Regions from separate parts of the Homo sapiens genome. Here region 1 is linked to region 2. The links are chromatin contacts, found by Hi-C in ENCODE. All regions are on one chromosome and are shown on one strand. Each heading gives the region's core, a stretch centred on a gene start or an enhancer-like site at or near the end of the contact. The rest is flanking DNA. Distances are from core to core; before and after follow the strand shown.

The links. A loop is a pair of places that touch in the nucleus more often than their neighbours do. Pooled maps may share reads with other maps.
Region 1: a loop to region 2 is called in a pooled map, with 8 times the contacts of the local background. The contact joins two enhancer-like sites. A Hi-C loop is called at or near these places in 5 of 37 single-sample maps with no recorded cell type and 5 of 50 pooled maps.

The regions. Positions count from the first base shown.
Region 1 is chr10:90,045,416-90,048,644 of GRCh38, forward strand. No RefSeq gene overlaps it. Among named protein-coding and RNA genes, the nearest start is that of LINC01375, 90 kb to the left of the region's middle. RefSeq lists an enhancer at 2,082-2,231. Within about 2 kb of position 1,921, at least 4 of the 41 ENCODE cell types and tissues checked have a DNase peak (open chromatin) inside an H3K27ac peak, as active enhancers do.
Region 2 is chr10:91,005,134-91,007,928 of GRCh38, forward strand. All of the region lies in intron 1 of LOC124902479 (a long non-coding RNA gene), which reads right to left. Among named protein-coding and RNA genes, the nearest start is that of LINC00502, 39 kb to the right of the region's middle. Within about 2 kb of position 1,323, at least 8 of the 41 ENCODE cell types and tissues checked have a DNase peak (open chromatin) inside an H3K27ac peak, as active enhancers do.

The DNA of each region.
Region 1 (3,229 bases), core at 671-3,170, 960 kb before region 2:
GGCTGTGTGGTATTCCACAATGTATATGTACCATATTTTCCTTATCAAATCGATTTTTGATAGGTATCTAGATTGATTCCTTGTCTTTGCTATTGTGAATAGTCTTGGAATGAAGATACAAGTGCATATGTTTTTGTGGTAGAATAATAGATTTTCTTTTGGATATATACTCCATAATGGAGTTGTTGGGTCAAATGGTGGTTCCATTTTAAGTTATTGAGAAACCCCCAAACTGCTTTTCACAGTGGCTGAACTAATTTATATCCCCACCAACAGCATATGTGTTCCCTCTTCTCCACAGCATCACCAGCATCTGTCAATTTTTGACTTTTTAATAATAGCCATTCTGATTGGTGTAAGATGGTATCTCATTGTGGTTTTAATTTGCATTTCTTTGATAATTAGTGATACTGAGCATTTTTTCATGTTTCTTGTCCACTTCTTCGTCTTTTTTGAGAAGTGTCTGTTCATGCCATTTGCTTACTTTTTAATGGGGTTGTTTTTGTCTTGTTGTGTTGTTTAAGTTCCTTATAGATTCTGGATATTAGACTTTTGTTGGGTGCATAGTTTGCAAATATTTTCTCCCATTCTGTAGGTTGTCTGTTTACTATATTGATAATTTCTTCTGTTATGCAGAAGCTCTTTAGTTTAATTAGGTCACACTTTCAATTTTGATTTTGTTGCAATGGCTTTTGAGGACTTAGTCATAAATTTTTTCCTGAGACCAATGTCCAGAATAGTGTTTACTAGATTTTCTTCTAGGATTCTTATGATTTGAGGTCTTACATTTAAATCTTTAATTCATCTTATTTTTGTATATGGTGAAAGGTAGGGGTCCAGTTTTATTCTTCTGCATATGGTTAGCCAGCTATCACTGTACAATTTATTGAATAGGGAATCTTTTCCCCATTGTTTATTTTTGTCAACTTTGTTGAAGATCAGATGGCTGTATAAATGCAGCTTTATTTCAGGGTTCTTTGTTATTTTCCGTTGGTCTGTGGGTTTGTTTTTGTACCACTATTGTGTTATTTTGGTTACTGTATAGCCTTATAGTATAGTTTGAACTTAAGTAATGTGATGCCTCCAGTTTTGTTGTTTTTGCTTGGATTGCTTTTGCTATTTTGGCTCTTTCTTTTTATTCCATATAAATTTTAGGATGTTTTTCTAACTCTGTGAAAACTGAAATTTGTAGTTTGATAGAAATAGTGTTGAATCTCTAGATTGCTTTGGCCAGTATGGCCATTTTAATAATATTGAGTCTTCCATTTCATGAGCCTGGACTAGTTTTCCATTTGTTCGTGTCACTATGATTTTTTTCGGTGTTTTCCATCTATGATATGTTTGCAGTGTTTTGTTTTTCTCCTTGCAGAAATCTTTCACCTCCTTGGTTAGATACATTCCTAGGCATTTTACATTTTGTCTGTGGCTATTGTAAATTGCATTGCATTCTTGATTATACTCTCAGCTTGAGCATTATTGGTGTACAGAAATGCTACTCAGTTTTGTACATTGATTTTGTATCCTGAAACTTTACTGAAGTTGTCTGTCAGTTCCAGGAGCCCTTTGGCTTAGTCTTTATGGTTTTCTAGGTATAAAGTCATATCATCAGTGAAAAGAGGTAGCTTGGCTTCTTTTTCTATTAGAATGCTCTTCATTTCTTTCAGTTAATTGCTCTGGCAAGGACTTCCAGTACTATGTTGAACAGGAGTGGTAAGAAGAGATATACTTGTCTTGTTAACAGTTCTCAAGGGGAATGCTTCCAGCTTTTGCCCCTTCAATATAATGTTGGCTGTGGGTTTGTCATAGATGACTCTTACTATTTTGAGATATGTTCCTTTGATGCCTATTTTGTTGACAGTTCTTGTCATGAAGGGATGCTGGATTTTATTGGAGGCTTTTTCTGTGTCTGTTAAGATGATGATATGGTTTCGGGTTTCAATTCTGCTTTTGTGGTGAGTCACATTTATTGATTTGTGTATGTTGAACCAAACTTGCATACCAGGCATGAAGCCTACTTAATTGTGGTGAATTAACTTTTTTATGTGCTGCAGGATTCAGTTTGCTAGTATTGTGTAGAGGATATTTTTGTCTATGTTCACCAGAGGTATTGGCCTGTAGTTTTCTTTTTTTTGTTGTTGTGTCTTTTCCAGGTTTTGGTATCAGGGTGATGTTGGCTTCATTGAATGAGATAGTGAAGAGTCTCTCTTCCTCAATTTTTTAGAATAGTTTCACTTGAATTGGTATCAGTTCTTCTTTGTACACGTGGTAGAATTCGGCTGTGAGTCCATTTTGTTTGAGGCTTTTTTGTGTTTGTAGGTTTTTTATTAATGATTAAACTTCAGAACTTAATATCAGTTGCTTCAAGGTTTCAATTTCTTCCTGATTCAATCTTGAGATGTGTGTTTCCAGAAATTTATCCATTTCCTCTAGATTTTCTAGTTTGTGTGCACAGATGTGTTCATAATAGTCTCTGAGGATCTTTTGTATTTTTGTGGTATTAGTTGTAATGTCACCTTTGTCATTTTTGATTGTGCTTATTTGGACCTTCTCTCTTTTTCTCTTTTATTAATCTAGCTGGAAGTCTATCAGCCTTGTTTATCCTTTTCAGGAATTAACTTGGGTTTTGTCAATTCTTTGTATGGATTTTTGGATCTGAATTTCATTCAGTTCTGCTCTGATTTTAGTTATTTTGTGTGTGTGTGTGTGCTAGCTTTGGGGTCAATTTGTTCTTGTGTTTTCTAGTTACTCTAGGCGTGATGTTAAATCATTAATTTGAAATTTTTCTAATTTTTTGAGGTTGGTGTGTTAGCCCTATAAACTTTCCTCTTAACACTGCTTTTGCTGCATCCCAGAGATTTTGATATGTTTTGCCTCTGTTTTCATTTGTTTCAAAGAATAATTTGATGTCTGACTTAATTTCATTGTTTATCCAAAAGTGATTTATGAGCAATTTGTTAAATTCCTATGTAATTTTGTGGTTTTGAGGGATCTTCTTGATATTGATTTTAATATTTATTCCACTGTATTCTGAGAATATGGTTGGTATGATTTCACTTTTTTTAAATTTATTGAGACTTGCTTTATGGTTGAGCATGTGGTCAGTTTTAGAGTATGTTCTGTGTACTATTGAGACAAATGTGTTTAATGGGTGAAACATTCTGTAGATGTTTATTAGATCCAATGGTCAAGTGTCAAATTTAGGTCCAGAAGTTCTTTGTTAGTTGTCTGC
Region 2 (2,795 bases), core at 73-2,572:
GGAAATTCCAAACATTCCCACATTTTTCTACCTTCTTCTGAGCCCCAACTGTTCCAACCTCTGCCCATTACCCAGTTCCAAAGTTGCTTCCACATTTTTGGGTATCTTTACAGCAGCTCCCCACTTTCTGCAGCACCAATTTATTGTATTAGTCTGTTCTCACACTGCTAATAAAATACCCAAGACTGGGTAATTTATAAAGAAAAGGAGGTTTAATGGACTCACAGTCCCACATGGCTGGGGAGGCCTCACAATCATGGCAGAAGTTGAATGAGGAGCAAAGTCACGTCTGACATGGCAGCAGGCAAGAGAGCATGTGCAGGGGAACTCCCCTTTGTAAAACCATCAGATCTTATGAGACTTATTCACTATCATGAGAACAGCACGAGAAAACTCACCCCCATGATTCAATTACCTCCCACCTAGTTCCTCTCACAACATGTGGGGATTATGGGAGCTATAATTCAAGATAGAGATTTGCATGGGGACACAGCCGAACCATATCACCACCAGACAATTAACAAAACTTCTTCAAAGGCTTATGGATAATGGAAGGAAAGCTCAGCCTCAAAGGTAATTTCAACTTTTGGCAAAGCAGCTACCTGAAACACACCTACCAGAGCCATTCTCAGTAGCAGGTCCAGCTCCACATGAGAGTCCAGCACATGTCTGCCACCAGAAAGTTTGGGCCCAGCTGTCAAATGGCTTTGAGAGAGAAAAGACTTCTCTGTCCCTCTAGTTTCAGGCTGGCTTCCCAGAGAGGTAGAAACTACTACTGCTGCCTGGCATTCATTCCCCCGCTTTCTTAGTAAAAAGCACCCTGATTTACTTAGGAGGGTAAAGTGCCCAGATAACAGGCTTCATTTCTCAATTCCTCAGCCAGCTGTGGAAGTGTTTGGGGGAATGTCAGAAAAGCTATTTAAAGGGAGAATCAGTGAGGAGGTCTCACTCCAATACACATACACTCACACATGCTATTAATTTTTCCTCTTTCATCTTTCTTCCTTCTAGGCTTCAATGTGGATATGATGGCTGGAGCTCCAGCAGCCATCCTGTGACCCTGAGAACAAGCCATTCATTGAGGCTAATGAAGCAGGAAGAAGGAATCCTGAGTCCTTGGGAAACAAGGATCTACCTGAATAGCTCCGAATGCCTACTTCTAGATGTCCTTTTAGAAAGAGAAGCACACCCTTGTGTATTTCAGCCACTGCTATTTAAGGTTTAACCTAATCATGATATAATTGGTTTTTCTTGGAATGATTCAGTGGTAATTTTTTCTTCCATAAGAAGCAATCCCAACCCCTACCACTAGGGGGTGGCCTTGCCCTGTAGGCCTCAACATGACAATTACATCACTGCATATCAGAGTCCAACATCAGTGCATTCTGTGTAATTCAGTCTCAAATAACAACGTGCATGTGACAGCAGTGGTCCAGTCTGAGCTAAGCTGTGCCAAACTCCATCCAGTTCCTTTAGCATGAGATTTGGATCTCATGCTTTTCTTCTCTTTTCTATATCCAATTCTTCAGCTTGGACCCAAAAAAGCAAGCCCCAGGACCAAAAAAGTATGCAGAGAAGCAGCTCTGACTCTAGCAAACACACAGTTTGTATTTCCAAACAGAACAATGAGCTTCTAGTCTGAACAACATCCCATTTGATGGTAACTTGATACTTTCCTCTTTTTGTTTTTCCAGCAAGAAGCAATGGGTAGGTACTTGCTTTACATTTGTGAAAAGATACCTGGCTGGTGGGTCTGATAAAGAGAGACTCTACCCTGGCAGGATTATTGATATCTCTACCTCCTACAAGATGGAAAATCACTTGCAGCATTTAAGTGACTGTTTTTCCAGTTTATGCTGATCAAAGTTTCAAAAATCTCTAGGCAGAGTTTTAGTCACTAATAATCTGAAGTGAAGGGAATAATTTATCTAATTATTGCTCAGGCTAAAAGCAAGCTGCTGTCTCAAAATGAAAGTACAGTGCTAGTTCTATAAATACCCACTCACAACTAACCAACAAAGGAGTTTGTGGTGTGAGAAGTGGAACTTTTGATAGTTTCAGATTGCATTGCTTTGGTGTCATCTGTGCTCTCCTTGTCTACCTCCATTTACATCGTGATGCTGTATAGTTAAGACTTGGGCAGAGGGAGGAAAGGGGTTCATGGGGAGCTAGTAATCCTGCATTTTTCCTCAATTTTCTTACTAGACTGCCATATTAGATAAGAACAAAAAATGTGCCTATTGAATAGTCTAACCAAAGAACTTAAGAAAGAATCACTTTTTTTCCTCCATTTCGGTAAAGACCGTGCCGAAAGTTTTCATATGTAATAAAACCAGTGATCACCAGTTAATCTCAACCTAAGAGAAAGAACCAAAATGAACCACTCACAAGAATAGAAACAGGCATCCCTTGGGAGTAGGGTTTAACAAATGAAAATACAGGACACTCTGTAATTTGATTTTTCTGCAATATTTGGGACGCGCTTATATGAAAAAATTATTTGATATTTATTCAAAATTCAAATTTAATGGTATGTCCAGGATTTTATCTGGCAACCCTACTTGGGGGTAAAGAATCTGTTCCTTCCTTGTGGGGGATGGGAAGAACAGTACAAAATGAGCAGATTCTGAAATATATCAAGGAAACTGTCACTGGAAAAGTCACTGATTAAAAACAAAACACCCACAAACCACTAGGCCCTGTGCACAGGTTCCTCCAAGAAGCTAAGTCTTCTTGTTTTTTATCTTTTGTATCTTCACAGAGTCTAGATGCCCTCCTGCTCTGGGTATATTGAG